2 separate regions of the Homo sapiens genome follow, and region 2 is linked to region 1. The links are chromatin contacts, found by Hi-C or POLR2A ChIA-PET in ENCODE. All regions are on one chromosome and are shown on one strand. The core of a region is the stretch at or near the end of the contact, and the rest is flanking DNA. Distances in the headings are between cores, read along the strand shown. Region 1 holds the start of HSD17B8 (hydroxysteroid 17-beta dehydrogenase 8). Region 2 has its middle 55 kb from the start of ZBTB9.

Evidence for each region. A loop is a pair of places that touch in the nucleus more often than their neighbours do. ChIA-PET counts read pairs that join two places held with the same protein, here RNA polymerase II (POLR2A). Pooled maps may share reads with other maps.
Region 2: a loop to region 1 is called in a pooled map, with 2.7 times the contacts of the local background. The contact joins the enhancer-like site here to the promoter of HSD17B8 in region 1. A Hi-C loop is called at or near these places in 2 of 50 pooled maps. POLR2A ChIA-PET finds 5 or more read pairs at or near these places in 2 of 52 experiments (HepG2 and activated T-cell).

What each region holds. Positions count from the first base shown.
Region 1 is chr6:33,202,534-33,210,472 of GRCh38, forward strand. It overlaps HSD17B8 (hydroxysteroid 17-beta dehydrogenase 8), which reads left to right and starts at 2,122. Exons shown (of 9, transcript NM_014234.5): 1 at 2,122-2,187; 2 at 2,369-2,586; 3 at 2,688-2,804; 4 at 2,914-3,006; 5 at 3,107-3,192; 6 at 3,295-3,379; 7 at 3,601-3,643; 8 at 3,842-3,916; 9 at 4,105-4,298. The coding sequence starts at 2,136. The coding sequence ends at 4,121. It overlaps SLC39A7 (solute carrier family 39 member 7), which reads left to right. Exons shown (of 7, transcript NM_006979.3): 5 at 27-167; 6 at 377-573; 7 at 1,008-1,904. The coding sequence ends at 1,280. RING1 (ring finger protein 1) reads left to right here and starts at 5,967. Exons shown (of 7, transcript NM_002931.4): 1 at 5,967-6,111; 2 at 6,232-6,367; 3 at 7,093-7,253; 4 at 7,382-7,597. The coding sequence starts at 6,290. It overlaps MIR219A1 (microRNA 219a-1), which reads left to right and starts at 5,302; the gene lies at 5,302-5,411. RefSeq lists enhancers at 1,952-2,834, 2,835-3,715.
Region 2 is chr6:33,505,143-33,513,081 of GRCh38, forward strand. No RefSeq gene overlaps it. Among named protein-coding and RNA genes, the nearest start is that of ZBTB9, 55 kb to the left of the region's middle. Within about 2 kb of position 3,454, at least 4 of the 41 ENCODE cell types and tissues checked have a DNase peak (open chromatin) inside an H3K27ac peak, as active enhancers do.

The DNA of each region.
Region 1 (7,939 bases), core at 872-3,371:
TCTGACCAACTCTTTTCTTCCCTCAGAGCGTTCTACCAAGGAGAAGCAGAGCTCAGAGGAAGAAGAAAAGGAAACAAGAGGGGTTCAGAAGAGGCGAGGAGGGAGCACAGTACCCAAAGATGGGCCAGTGAGACCTCAGAACGCTGAAGAAGAAAAAAGAGGCTTAGGTAAGGGCCAGAGTTGGTGATAAATTTGGGCAAGGGACATCATCACAAATCACATGGAATATGTGCTGTGGGTAATGGCAGGTATCTGAGAAACACTAAAGGACTGGGTGTAAAGTGGTCTCTGAGGGGAGGTGTGAGAATAGCTGACCAAGACTGGAACAAGTGGTGATGGAAGCCTCTGATCATTTTCTCTTCTTGTCCTGTACAAGACCTGCGTGTGTCGGGGTACCTGAATCTGGCTGCTGACTTGGCACACAACTTCACTGATGGTCTGGCCATTGGGGCTTCCTTTCGAGGGGGCCGGGGACTAGGGATCCTGACCACAATGACTGTCCTGCTACATGAAGTGCCCCACGAGGTCGGAGACTTTGCCATCTTGGTCCAGTCTGGCTGCAGCAAAAAGCAGGTTGGTGATGTCTGCCAAACACAGCTGCCTCAAACCCTTTATCTCTCCTCACTCACCCTAAACCCAAACAGCCTCTTATTAGTTCCAAACAATTCATACTGTCATTGACAAGTCCTCTAGAAATGAGGGGGAAGAAGTTCTGGTTACTTTGTCCTTTAGCTCAGTATTTCTTAAACTGGTCTATAAACCATCTGAATGGTTTAGTGGAGTCTTACACACACACGCCTACTCAATCAGAAAGTCTGTGGAAAGGACCTCTGATCTCTTAAGATTTTTCAGAAATTGTCTATTCTAGACTGCTCCCTCTTCTCTTTTTATTTTGATGTTTAGTTTCCAAATCCATGTCCCCTATACCTATACCCCACCAGCCACTTCTAAACCACTGATAATCTTTAGCTATTGGTGAGTGCCTTTTTCTCTTTTCTGCCCATCAGGCGATGCGTCTGCAACTACTGACAGCAGTAGGGGCACTGGCAGGCACAGCCTGTGCCCTTCTCACTGAAGGAGGAGCAGTGGGCAGTGAAATTGCAGGTGGTGCAGGTCCTGGCTGGGTCCTGCCATTTACTGCAGGTGGCTTTATCTACGTAGCAACAGTGTCTGTGTTGCCCGAGCTGCTGAGGGAGGCATCACCATTGCAATCACTTCTGGAGGTGCTGGGGCTGCTGGGGGGAGTTATCATGATGGTGCTGATTGCCCACCTTGAGTGAGGGGTGGATAAACTACCCCTGCCCCAAACCTCTACCCCTAACTCCAGGTCAGGGGTGCGTAGAGGTTGGGGGCCCTGGCCAGGGACATCTGCCAAAGGAAGGAACTGTAGCCTGGGAGAATGGTTACTTTGGCATTAGGGCCTTCAAGGGCTGGCAGTCTTACAGAGGCTGGAGCGGTGAGAATGAGAGGCCAGAGGGACCATAGTGTTGGGCACTGTCTGACCATGTTGCATTTGGAAGGCTAAATGGGGCCATGAAGAAGGCTGGAAGGGACAGGGGGTGATGGCAGCCTACCTGGTGTCCCCTACCCCACCTGTTCTCGGAGAACCAAGTTGCTACACAGGAAGTTCTCCAAGGTCCAGTTTCCTTTCTCCCACCAGTTGGTGGAGGCTTCAGGGAAGACCAGAGTCCTGGACAGAGAGGGTAACAGGAGGAGTCGGGGATAAACATCAAACATCAATCGTGTGTCCTGATTTGGGAGTGATTGGGGGGATGGGGTGGGAGAGGGTTAGTTGGTATTCTCATGGCCTGATTTTTTTTGTTTCTATTCCTTTTATATCACTGTGTTTGAATCGAGGGGGAGGGGTGGTAACCGGAAATAAAGACCTCCGATCTTCCGCCCCACATGCAGTCTTTGTCTTTTTGGGGGGAATGGGGCCCCTTGTCTTCTCCACACCCGGGGCCCCTAAGCAGCAGTGTCGGGCCACGCCCCCTCGGTGGGAGGTCGGCCTGCGCTGGTGGCCGCAGATGGCCTAAGGCTGGCGGGCCTTTGATTGGCCCCGGCTTTGCCCTTGCCACGCCCCTCTGCGCTGGGATTGGCTTAGTGCTGGGATTCCCACCCACCCACAGCCCGCCATGGCGTCTCAGCTCCAGAACCGACTCCGCTCCGCACTGGCCTTGGTCACAGGTTGAGGGGGTTCTTTCCCCGGGCGGTTTGGGGTATTGGAGTGAGGTCAGGGGCGTGCCCTTGGAGTGCGCGGCCGCTGTGACCTCTGGCCCCTTACCCACATTTTACTTTCTGCCCTGTGACCTCTGATCCCTGCCCTCTCCTCCCCGTGCCCGGTCCGGCGTGTTCTGTCCTACCTCAGGTGCGGGGAGCGGCATCGGCCGAGCGGTCAGTGTACGCCTGGCCGGAGAGGGGGCCACCGTAGCTGCCTGCGACCTGGACCGGGCAGCGGCACAGGAGACGGTGCGGCTGCTGGGCGGGCCAGGGAGCAAGGAGGGGCCGCCCCGAGGGAACCATGCTGCCTTCCAGGCTGACGTGTCTGAGGCCAGGGCCGCCAGGTGCCTGCTGGAACAAGTGCAGGTGAACGCTAGGCCACTTTCCCCCTCTAAAGCTCTGATATTGCCTCCACTGCCCCGGCTTTTTGTGGGGGGTTTTTGATGCGTAACCTCCCCCTCCCATAGGCCTGCTTTTCTCGCCCACCATCTGTCGTTGTGTCCTGTGCGGGCATCACCCAGGATGAGTTTCTGCTGCACATGTCTGAGGATGACTGGGACAAAGTCATAGCTGTCAACCTCAAGGTGGCGATCTCTGAACCTGCGACGTTTGGCCCCCTTAGCCTGGGGAGGGAGTTGGAGGAGGGCTGTCACCCCAGCTGATCTTTTCTCCCTTGTTACCCTTTCCCGCCAGGGCACCTTCCTAGTCACTCAGGCTGCAGCACAAGCCCTGGTGTCCAATGGTTGTCGTGGTTCCATCATCAACATCAGTAGCATCGTAGGAAAGGTCAGGTTGAGTTGGACGAGGTCAGCCAGCCAAGTGGTATAGAGAGGAGAACCCCTCCTTGAGACTCCTGACTCATTCCACATCTCTGACTCACCTATAGGTGGGGAACGTGGGGCAGACAAACTATGCAGCATCCAAGGCTGGAGTGATTGGGCTGACCCAGACCGCAGCCCGGGAGCTTGGACGGTTGGTCAGATGCTTGAGGGTGCTGGGGAGCACCTGGGGGGTCTGAGGGAGGTACCAGCATTCAGCCCTCTCCAGAATCGGCAGCCACTCTCCTTCCCACAGACATGGGATCCGCTGTAACTCTGTCCTCCCAGGGTTCATTGCAACACCCATGACACAGAAAGTGCCACAGAAAGTGGTGGACAAGGTAGGAGGCTGTGGGTGGAGGGCAGAATCATTCAGAGACTCAATCTCTCTGGGCTTCACAGAGAGAGAGAGAGAGAGAGAGAGAGAATACTGGGCACAGTTCCTGGCAAACATTAAATATTCAATGAATGTATGAGAAATGAAGACAAAAAAGGGTCACAGACTCAGTCTTCAAAAAAATCCATAAAAGAAGCTTTCACCCACATGAGTATTTCCTTACAGATTACTGAAATGATCCCGATGGGACACTTGGGGGACCCTGAGGGTGAGCACTGAATGTAGTGGGGTCCCTGGGAAGGGGGCCTGAATGAAGAGATCCCCAAAGTTTGGGGATTTTCTAGGGGACTGGTGGTTGGTGTCTGTGGAGAGGTTTGTGGGGAGGGATGTCTTTGGTGGGAGATTATGGCTGTTTTGGGTCTATGGGAGTGAGCAGAATTCTGCCCTCTCCCCACCATTCTCATAGATGTGGCAGATGTGGTCGCATTCTTGGCATCTGAAGATAGTGGATACATCACAGGGACCTCAGTGGAAGTCACTGGTATGAGGCCAGCATGGGGAGGGAGAGGGCAGAGAAGTAGAACCCAGACTATATGAGAAAGCAAGTAAGGGGAGTCTGGAGCCACTGGGAAGGGCAGAGGTTCCCAAGGCCAGGGACAGAAGTGGGTACCCCCTAGCCCATTTGTGTCTCCACCCATGCATCTGTCCAAATGTTTCTGCCCCTCCCAGGAGGTCTTTTCATGTAACTGCCTCAAGGACCCTGGACTCTGCTCACCCCCCCACCACTCTGCCTGGCCTCCTGCTGATGAGGACTCTAAGTTCCCAGGATACAAAAGGGGTGGCAGTGTATGGTTCAGGAATGCTGAATATGGGAAGCAGGGGTGCTTGTGACCCTAATAAATTCCAAGTCCTCTTCCCTGCCACCTCCGGCTCTTCTTGTGTCCAAGCCCTCAGACCCTTCCCCACCTCCCCCTCCTTTCCCTTTCCCGAAGGATTGTTCCCTTTCTCTGCCTGGTCTCCCAGGGCAACCCCCGCCGCCGGGTGTGAGAGGAAAGAGTATGTGTCACTGTGTATGCGTGACACTCCGGGTCTTTTTGAAGGGAGGGGTTCGTGCGTCACCCCTTTCCACTGGTTCTGCAGCACCAGTCCCCTCCCCCCAACTCCCTGGGTTCTTATGGTCCCCAAGGGTGATTTGTTCATGGCCCCATCTTGGTGTCCAGTCTGGCCTTGAAAGGGGGTCTTGGAACAGGTGGCCCTCCCCCACCCCTCTCCTTTCTCTGAGTCCCCCCCTCCCCTTTCTCTCCACCTTACAATAGCTGCAGCCGGCCTGGGGTCGGATGGGGGGGATTAGGGGAGGGGGCCAGGATTAGGGGAATGAACCAGCCGATGAAAGGGGCTGGAGAGAGCAGGAGGGAGGGGGCTGGGAAGAGGAGGAGGAAGGGGAGGGGGGTCTGCGCTAATCGACTCTGGCGCCCACATAAGGACTGGCCACGGACTGAAGGAGAGGACAGGGAAGTAGGGGGGAACTGGGGTGGGGGGCGAGGGCACCCACTGCTGCCTTGTCCCAGGGACAGGCCACCCCCTGGCAGCCGCAGCCCAAGTCCGGGAGCCTCAGCTCGGGCGGGGACAAGATGCCCATCAGGGTCTCTAACTGCCCCCCACCCCCTCGCCCTGTATCCCTCTCATTCCCTACACTCAATGGGGATCGCTCTGCCCCTTCCTCTTCTCTTTCCTCCCCATCCCCTTCGTTTACTCTAGAGTCCTCGAAGAGGCTTCTGCCCACTTCCCACTCCAGACATTCTGCCCCTGTGTACCCCACCCACACGCGCACCCCCCCTTCCCAATGGGAGCTCCATCTTGTGTATGTCCCTGTTTCCGCGTGGTGTCTCCATTCCCCCTTTCCTCCCGTGCGCCTCCCTCCCTTCCCCGCCCCGGGCCGCGGCTCCTGATTGTCCAAACGCAATTCTCGAGTCTATGGCTCCGGCCGAGAGTTGAGTCTGGACGTCCCGAGCCGCCGCCCCCAAACCTCGAGCGGGAGAGCGGGTCGGAGGGTCTAGGGAGAGCCAAAGCAGAGGGTGGAGGGAGTCCCCAGGGTGGTAAGGGGAATCCCGGGCACATCGGGACCTAGGTGTGTTCTCAGGACTAGAAGGCTAAAGCGGCAGATCTTTTGCAGCCTTTTCCCCCGGGATCCTGGAATGGGGGTTACGGAGAAGTGAGGGGGGTTGATCCCCAGAGTCGCCAGGGTACGCAGAGTGGGGGAGGTAGCCCTTTTCACGAGCCCTCTGTCCCCTCCTGGGGTCCCAGATATTCCAGGCCCCGGCCCCCCGGAGCTGAGGCCCCGCGTGGGGGCCTCTGGAAGGGAACCGAGGCTAAGGTTGTTGGCCGCGCGACGGTGCTGGGCCGGGGGCGGAGACCGTGGTTCCCTAAGTGGCGCAGAACTCCCGGGACGCAGGATCCTCACGCGGGACGAGCCCGTCCCGTGGGCGGGAGAACCGCGGCGTCCACGTCCCGTCCCACCCGCGCCGCGAATGGTGGGTGACGTCTCCGCCGGCGGGGGGAGCGGGTGTAGCGGAGGAGCAGGCGGAAGTGACGTAGGGCCCCAGCGCCCGGGCCATGGCGGCGGCGGTGGCGGGAGCTGCTGTCTGAGCAGCGGTTGCGGACCGAGCGAACTTGGCCCAGGAGCCCGGGCCTAGGGAGAGGCGCGGCGGCGGCGGGAGCGCGAACGGCTGGAGCTGGGTGAGGGGCAGTGCCGGCGCGGGGGCGGGAGCGGGGGCGGAGAGGGGCGCTTCTGGAGGGGCGGGGTCTACGCGAGGGGCGGCCCCCCTGACGCCCTCCTCCCCTTCCCCCCACCCCCAGCCTTCTTCGCCTTCTCCTCGGCTGTGGAGCCCTGGTGGGGGGTCTGCGCCCGGTCACCATGACGACGCCGGCGAATGCCCAGAATGCCAGCAAAACGTGGGAACTGAGTCTGTATGAGCTGCACCGGACCCCGCAGGTGACAGGCATTCTCCCTTTCAGGCTTACCCCCTCCCCCAAACCCTTATATCCACAGACCGCATCACACAGCTTCTTTTCCGTAATTTGCTCTATTCTGCCTTGCCTGGCCCTACCTTTGAATCACCTTAATCTTTCCAAAGCACTTTCGCATTTAGCTCATTTAATCCTCAAAACAGCCCTGCCAGAGAGGTGGAACAAGTATTATTATCTTCATTTGAAAGATCACAAACACAAAAATTACCTTCCCTGTTCCTCATTCAGTGTCATAAGTCAGTGCACATAAGACTCACTTTGGGAGTTTATTAAAAGCAGAGCTTCATGCCCCCCAACATTCTGATTCAGTAGTGAATTGGGTTCTCAGAATCTGAATTTTTAACAGGCACCCTATGGGGTTCTAATACAGGTAGCACCAGGACTTTAAAAAATTTTGTTGAATAGTTTTTCCCAACCACAGATTTGTGCCATCTTCACTCCTAGGCCACTTAGCCACCTCAGATCCTCCTATTCCAAAGCTCCTACTCTTAGTTAATGGACACTAAAGTCTGTCTTTTCTCCATTTGCTCCAAGTCATCAGTCCTTCTCTTTCTCAGAATTCTTGTCTCCTATAGAGACCAACATGGGTCTTCTCACTGTATTTCTCAAAATTCTTATTTTATGGGCTGCTGTTTCTAAAACCCCTTTCCCTCTAACCCACACCACCTTTCTACTCACTGATGCCTTCAGGAAGCCATAATGGATGGCACAGAGATTGCTGTTTCCCCTCGGTCACTGCATTCAGAACTCATGTGCCCTATCTGCCTGGACATGCTGAAGAATACGATGACCACCAAGGAGTGCCTCCACAGATTCTGCTCTGACTGCATTGTCACAGCCCTACGGAGCGGGTAATAGGAGAGACATGTTTGAGATGAGATGAAGGGGTACAAAGTTAGGGCCCTCTCACTGGTCTTGGTTCAGCCTAGGCTTCAGTTCCCTTGACTGACCACTCAGGGCTTCCCTTCTCCTACCCCAGGAACAAGGAGTGTCCTACCTGCCGAAAGAAGCTGGTGTCCAAGCGATCCCTACGGCCAGACCCCAACTTTGATGCCCTGATCTCTAAGATCTATCCTAGCCGGGAGGAATACGAGGCCCATCAAGACCGAGTGCTTATCCGCCTGAGCCGCCTGCACAACCAGCAGGCATTGAGCTCCAGCATTGAGGAGGGGCTACGCATGCAGGCCATGCACAGGTGTGAGGGTCAGGAGAGAAGCAGAACTGATGGGATGGGTCCGTGGGTCAGTCCTTGTTGCCTGCTAGCTTCTAAGCCTCAGCATCCTAGGAGCTGACCACAGACTGATCATTAGGGCTGGAAATCATGGGTGTAAATTGCAGTTTCTTAGTAAACAACTGGCCCTGCTCTTCTTAAGAAAAATATAGGGCTGGGCACAGTGACTCACATCTGTAATCCCAGCACTTTGGGAGGTGAGGATGGGAGGATCACTTGAGCCCAGGAGTTTGAGACCACCTTGAATAACATAGGGAAATCTCATCTCTACAACAAATTAAACATTTAGCTGGGCATGGTGGCACA
Region 2 (7,939 bases), core at 2,204-4,703, 300 kb after region 1:
AGGGAGGGAGGCAGGGAAAAATACATCATCAGCAGAAGCTCAACCCTCCACCCTCCCCTAATGGGTGAAGGTTCCTGGAGAAAGAACAGCTTCTGGACTCCTCTCTCCTTTGCCTACAGAGTGATGCTGTCCCACCTTGTCAATTCTTTACAGAAGATGTTTTCAGTATTTTTTTTTTTTTTTTTTTTGAGACAGAGTCTCACTCTGTTGCCCATGCTGGAGTGCAGTGGTGTGATCTTGGCTCACTGCAACCTCTGCCTCCCGGGTTCAAGCAATTCTCTTGTCTCAGCCTCCCGAGTAGCTGAGATTACAGGTGCCCGCCACCACGCCTGGCTGATTTTTTGAATTTTTAGTAGAGATAAGGCTTCACCATGTTGTCCAGGCTGGTCTCGAACTCCTGACCTCAGGTGATCCACCCGCCTTGGCCTCCCAAAGTGCTGGGAATATAGGCATGAGCCACCATGCCTAGCCTGTTTTCAGTATTTTATTCAACTATTTAGTTGTTTTCAGCTGGAGGGTTGCTTGAGAGAGTTATACTCCTATTACCAGAAAAAGGAAGTCCTGTTGTTTTCATTTAATTTATCTGATTAGTGGTGAATCCTAGTGTCTTTTCTTATATTGGTAACAGTTCAAGCTTCCTCTTCTGTGAAATGACTACTCATTCCCTGTGACCTTTACTCTTACAGGCTCCTGGCTTTCTCTTGTTGATTTGCGGACATTCCTTAAATACTCTAGATATTAATTATGTGTTAGTTTTACACGTTATATCTTTTCCTAGTTTGTTATTCATCCAATACCTTTATGGTGTCTTATACTTAACAGGAATTCTTAATTGTGCTGCAGACAAGTTCAACATATTGTTCTCTAAAAAGGTTTGCAATTTGTCGATGTCTTCCTTAATAATTGTCATTCAGACAAAGCCAGTTTTTCCAGTGTCATTTGACCCGCATAAAGTAGAGGGACTCTGGTCTCCCTCTTTTGTTCACTGAGTCTGTATTTGCAGTCTAAGTCTGCAGAGGTGGTGACCTTATCATACTGCTGCTTCATTCATTAGCTTGCAATAAAAACCACAAGTCCCTCACATGTATTGCTGTTAAATCATCTACCCCCTCATCGTGTGCTTATGAAGCTAAGTTTTAGACAGAAAGGCAAAATACAGATCTCTATTATTCTTTATCTTCGTTCAGCCCACCATTCCAGGCTGCTAAGTTATTTTTGGACCCTGATTCTGTCATCCAGTACTTTGGCTGCCCCAGTTTTTCGCCACCTGAAACTTTGATAAATATGTCATCCATTTCCATGTCCAAGTAGCTGAGAAAAATGCTGAACATAAGACGACTAAGGCTGAAGCCCTGGCCCATGCCCCCAGAGTCCTCTTTCAGGCAGATATTGATTAATTAATGATAGCATTCCTCCAAAATGTATTGAGGAGCATCTAAATGGCTGGCCCTAGGCTAAGTGCTGGAAATACAAGGTAGCGAATGAAAGAATTCTCCACTCTTGAAGGGTTCACATTCTAGTGGAGGGGACAGAGGCAATTATATATATGTGATATAGGCCAGGCGATATGGCTCACACCTGTAATCCCAGCACTTTGGGAGGCTAAGGCGGGTGGATCACTTGAGTTCAGGCGTTCAAGACCAGCCTGGCCAACATGGTGAAACCCCGTCTCTACTAAAAATATAAAAATTAGCAAGGTGTGGTGGCACGCATCTGTAATGCCAGCTACTTGGGAGGCTGAGGCAGGAGAATCACTTGAACCTGGGAGGTGGAAGTTGCAGTGAGCCGAGATCTCGCCACTGCACTCTAGCCTGGGCAACAGAACAGGACTCTGTCCCCCATAAAAAAATTATACATAAGATATAAATTACAACTTACACTTGTGAGTGCTTTTTTTACAAACCACTCTTTCATGGATTCTCTCTCTCTCTTTTTTTTTTTTTTTTTTGAGACAAAGTCTTACTCTGTTGCCCAGGCTGGAGTGCAATGGCACGATCTCAGCTCACTGCAACCTCTGCCTCCCAGGTTCCAGTGATTCTCCCACCTCAGCCTCCCGAGTAACTGGGACTACGGGTGTGCACCACCATGCCTGAATAATTTTTTTGTATTTTTAATAGAGATATGGTTTCATGATGTTGGTCAGCCTGGTCTCGAATTCCTGACCTCAAGTGATGGAAGAGCGTTTTTTTGTTTGCGTGTTTGTTTGTTTTTAGAAACAGGGTTTTACTATATTGCCCAGACTGGTCTCAAACTGCTGGGTTCAAGTGATCCTCCCACCTCAGCCTCCCAAAGTGCTGGATTGCAGGCATTAGTCACCACACCTAGCATGAATCATTATTTGCTCAAATAAACTCTGCTAAATTTTATTGACTAAGGTTCTTCTTTAAATAATAAGTAGTAAGGGTACATGCATTTTATAAAAATTTTCCTTTTAGTTATCAATTATATGTATGTGTGCTGGCTTAGAATCTAAAATATCTTTCCTTTTTTTTTTTGAGACAGAGTCTCACTCTGTCACCCACACTGGAGTGCAGTGGCGCGATCTTGGCTCACTGCAATCTCTGTCTCCCAGGTTCAAGCAATTCTCCTGCCTCAGCCTCCTGAATAGCTGGGATTACAGGCGTTCAACACCACGCCCAGTTAGTTTTTGTATTTTTAGGAGAGATGGGTTTTCGCCATGTTGGCCAGGCTGGTCTTGAACTCCTGACCCCAGGTGATCTGCCTGCTTCGGCCTCCCAAAGTGCTGGGATTACAGACGTGAGCCACTGGGCCCTGTCTAAAATATATTTCTTACTGTGGGTCCTAGTCAAAAAAGTTTGAAAGCAGGCCCAGTTAGTTTTTGTATTTTTAGGAGAGATGGGTTTTCGCCATGTTGGCCAGGCTGGTCTTGAACTCCTGACCCCAGGTGATCTGCCTGCTTCGGCCTCCCAAAGTGCTGGGATTACAGACGTGAGCCACTGGGCCCTGTCTAAAATATATTTCTTACTGTGGGTCCTAGTCAAAAAAGTTTGAAAGCAGGCCAGGCACGGCTCACGCCTGTAATCCCAGCACTTTGGGAGGCCCAAGGTGGGTGGATTACCTGAGGTCAGGAGTTCAGGACCAGCCTGACCAACATGGTGAAACCCCATCTTTACTAAGTACAAAAAATTAGCTGGGTGTGGTGGCACATGCCTGTAATCCCAGTTATTTAGGAGGCTGAGGCAGGAGAATCGCCTGAACCCGGGAGGCGGAGGGTGCAGTGAGCCGAGATTGCACCATTGCACTCCAGCCTAGGCAACAGGAGCAAAATCTGTCTCAAAAACAAACAAAGAAACAAAGTTTGAAATTAACCGACATAGTGACTAAATTCGTACCCTTTTGAGTCAGCTGGAACTGGGCTCAGCTATGTGGCTTCGGGCAAGTAACTTAACTTCTTTTTTTTTGAGACAGAGTTTCGCTCTTGTTGCCCAGGCTGGAGTGCAAGGGCGCGACCTCGGCTCACCACAACCTCCGCTTCCGGGGTTCAAGTGATTCTCCTGCCTCAGCCTCCCGAGTAGCTGGGATTACAGGCATGTGCCACCATGCTTGGCTAATTTTTCTATTTTTAGTAGTGACGGGGTTTCTCCATGTTGGTCAGGCTAGTCTCAAACTCCCGACCTCAGGTGATCTGCCCGTCTCGGCCTCCCAAAGTGCTGGGATTACAGGTGTGGTAACAACTTCTCTGAGAGAATTTCCTCACCAATAAAACAAGATTGTAATATCCGTCTTCTTAGATTGTTATATGAGGATTAAATAAGTGCAAATTGCTTAGTTCGGCATCGGGAATGTAATATGTTCAGAAGATGTGGTTATTATTTTCTAGCTTTAAAGATACGCACACATGGCCTTGTTTCTTTCTCATTCCCAGCTCTATTAATTTCACTTCCTACTTTCTATTTTCAGCCATTTAGAGAAGCAAGTCTGCGACTCTCTAGCAATCCTGGATTTTATGGAAATTATCTCTCCCATCTCAGAGGGTTTCAAGGCCCATAAACCTGCTCCTCCCACAGCTTGCTGTCTGCAGTTCGGGGGCGGATGAACCACTCTGTGTCCCAGCCCACTCTCCGCTGTTGAGGATCAGCGTCCCGGGATCTTTGGTAATAGAGGATGCAGCTGAGGGTTTTGTTTTTAAAACTGGGCTCTCCTTCCTTTTCCTCTGAGGAAAGGAAACTTTTTTCCTGCCTCTCCTCCCAACATTGCAAGCTCTTCCTCGCTTTCTCTCACAGGTCTGCGCTCTCCTGCTAAGCCCAGGACGTTTCCTTCCCTTTTTCCCTGTGCCCCTGTTCCTTGGCCACAGGGTGGAGGTGAGCTCACGCCCCTGCCCCTCCGTTCCCTTCACCTCCATTCTGGCATGTTGCCCCCACTGTTCTCAGACTGGGGTGCTCGAGCAATCTGCCCTCCTGTGTTTTGGGGGCTGTCCAGCTGTAACCCCTTCCCTGGGTTGGGCTGCTTTACACTTGGGCTCCCACCAGGGTCCAGGAAGGGGTGGGGGCTTGGGGGTGGAGACTATGGACCCCACCTCCTCCTGGGAATGGGCACCTGGATGGCTGCTTTATGGCCATGTGAAAGCAGAGCAGGCATCACTCATTCCATCCTCATTCATTCCTTCACTCACAACAAGTGCTGCAGATACCCAAGATGACTAAGAAATGGCCCCTGCTTTCAAAAAGCTCAGTCTAGTCCCATGATGTCCTTAATCACACCCCCTCAAAAAAGTCGTATTAAGCAGTAGGTAAGGGGAAGTGACCTCTAAGAAGGATCTAACAGTGGAAATTACCTATCTTAACGACACAGGTAAATTCAACTTTGTAAAAGAGTTTATGGAGTGAGAAAAAGCATCAGAATCAAGTAAGTTTGAGGGATGAAGCCAAGTGTGCTTTTAGAAAAGTCTATTCACATTGCAAAGGTTTCTCTCCTTTCGACAGTGGCTCATGCCTATAATCCCAGCACTTTGGGAGGCCAAGGTGGGAGGATCACTTGAGTTCAAGAGTTCAAGACCAGCCTGGGCAACATAGGGAGAACCTGTCTCCATAAAAAGGTTTAAAAATCAGCCAGGTGTGGTGGCATGTGCTTGCAGTCCTATTAGGGAGGCTGAGGTGAGAGAATCACTTGAGCCCAGGAGTTCAAGGTTGCAGTGAGCTATGATGGTGTCACTGCACTCCAGCCTGGGTGACAAAACGAGACCCTGTCTCTAAAAAAAATAAAGTTTAAATTTAAATCTAAAAATAAGAGATTCCCTCCTTTTAAGTAGTCTAGAAACAGGAGCCATTCTTGTTTCTATTTTCTGGTTACATATTTAGTGTCCTGTGTCGGGAGGGTGGCAGGGTGCTGGAGCTCACTTCTAGGCCACACTGACCGTAACATTATACCATGAGACACCCACTGCTCACAGATGTGGTTATTTCCAGGACTCCACTTCTGGAAACAAGGCCCCAAGTGACTGGCTGTGGGACATTCTCCTCCCTCCAAAAGTGTGAAATAAACATCACTTAGAAAAAACTTTGCAATTGGTAAAACAGTAAGCAATGAAACAGACACTTCTCAAATATTCCAAGATGATACACGCTTTTCAGTGTGTATGATCCAATAAAGCCATTGGAGCTAGGCTTTAATAGTCAAAAAAGACTATTCAGTTAGATAGGAACTATTTGCCTATAACTATTGGCCAAAAATAGGTTAAAAAATTGTTTTAAATTTGTGCTTTACAAAACATGTGGACTTTTTTAGAAAATGTGTCAAATTTCAAAAGAAATATAGACATTATGGAAAGGTCAGTTAAGCACAGCCCTAATCCTGAAAACATAACTATGAAAGATACTAGCTGTTACTTGTAACCAAAAGGAAAAAAAAGATATTAGTAACCAATAATTAGCAAACAATGCCCATATATTTCCTTTTTTTTTTTTTTTTTTTGAGACAGGGGCTTACTCAGGCTGGATGTGATCATGGCTTACAGGAGCAGCCTTGACCTCCTGGGCTCAGGTGATCCTCCCACCTTAGCTTCATGAATAGCTGCAACCAGAGGCATGAGCCACCATGCCCAGCTAATTTTCTTATTTTCTATAGAGACGGGATTTTGCCATATTGCCCAGGCTGGTCTCGAACTCCTGGACTCAGGGGATCTACCCGCTTTGGCCTCCCAAAGTGCTGGGATTACAGGTATGAGCCACACACCTGGCCATATTTTCCATATTTTATTTATTTTTATTCTGAAACAAAATGTTTATTTAAGAAAGGCCATCCAGCCTGGCCAACATGGTGAAACCCCGTCTCTACTAAAAATACAAAAATTAGCCAGGCATAGTGGTACACGCCTATAGTTCCAGCTACTTGGGAGGCTGAGGTGGGAGAATTTCTTGAGCCCAGAAGACACAGGTTGCAGTGAGCTGAGATCGCACCACTGCACTCCAGCCTGGTAGACAGAGAAAGACTCTGTTAAAAAAAAAAAAAAAAAAAAAAAAAAAGTCAAACCAGAGCAGTCCAGGACATAGAAAGTGGGCCTCTCTGGTAATCCCATCTCTGGAAACAAACCTCAGAAACAGCTGAGGCCTGGTCCATCCTCTAGAGAAACGCCAGTGCAGAAACCCTCTCCCAGATGTGTGTGTAACATGGGTAAGACTGTGTGCTTCCATGGCCTTGTGCGGTGGCTCACGCCTGTAATCCTAGCACTTTGAGAGGCCGAGGCGGGCGGATCATGAGGTCAGGAGATCGAGACCATCCTGACTAACATGGTGAAACCCTGTCTCTACCAAAAAAAAAAAAAAAAAAAAAAAAGCCAGGTGTGGTGGCGGGCGCCTATAGTCCCAGCTCCTCGGGAGGCTGAGGCAGGAGAATGGTGTGAACTGGGAGGCAGAGCTTGCAGTGAGCTGAGATCGCGCCACTGGAGGCTGAGGCAGAAGAATGGTGTGAACCCGGGAGGCGGAGCTTGCAGTGAGCTGAGATTGCGCCACTGCACTCCACCTTGGGCAACAGAGCAAGACTCTGTCTCAAGAAAAAAAAAAAAAAAAAGACTGTGTGCTTCCATCAGATGGTTTCAAATACATCCGACTGCTGGGAGGACAGGATGGAATGAGGTGTATGGTCCTATGCTGCCACTGGGGACAGCATGCTGCCGGCCCCTGCGGCATTCCTTCAGCTGGAGTCCGCTGATAAAGGGAAGGAACAGGGAAGAGGAAGAGCTGGGAGGTGGCAAGTGATAGCTGTGGTGACAACAGAGGAGGCCCTTGTGGCAAACTTATCAGCAGAAGTCATCACAGGGAGGGGGGCAGGGTGGCACTCACTCATCCTCCGTTACTCCAGGTGAGCATCCGAGGGTCGGCCCTTCTCCATCCCCCGCAGTGTTATGGGCTAGGGGGAGGGCAGGGCAGGGCAGGGCCAGGTGCTGACAGCTCCTGCAGGCAGACAGCATCAGCCATCCTTCTAGGGCACGGGCAGAGAGGGATGTCAGACAGCAACCACTCAGAGGAAAGCCCTCTCCCAGGGACCCAGGCCTGAGATACAGATAACATTGACTATTTCTCCCCACCCTTCTCCTCCAATTCACCCAGTGTCAGCCATGCATTAGGCAGACAGGCTGGGCCAGTCCCTGTCATGGCAGAGCTGCCCTCCTAGGGCGATGATGGACACTGAACAAGTGAAATGGAAGAACAGGGGACCCAACTTATTTAGGGAGGTCTGTTTCAAGGAAAGCCTTTTTGCAAGCCAAATGTAAACTAAGTTTCAAATACATCCCCCTTCCCTGACCAACATCTCCCCCAAGGTACTATCCCTTTCCAATAAGTAACTTCATCCTGGCATCACTTGGAAACTTGGCATTCTGGCCAAGGCCTCCTTCCTAAGACCTTCCTTTTAGTTCTCTTTTGTTCAAGGCTGAGTTTACAGCTCACTGTTCCCAAAGCACACCAACTATTTGTGTGCCTGT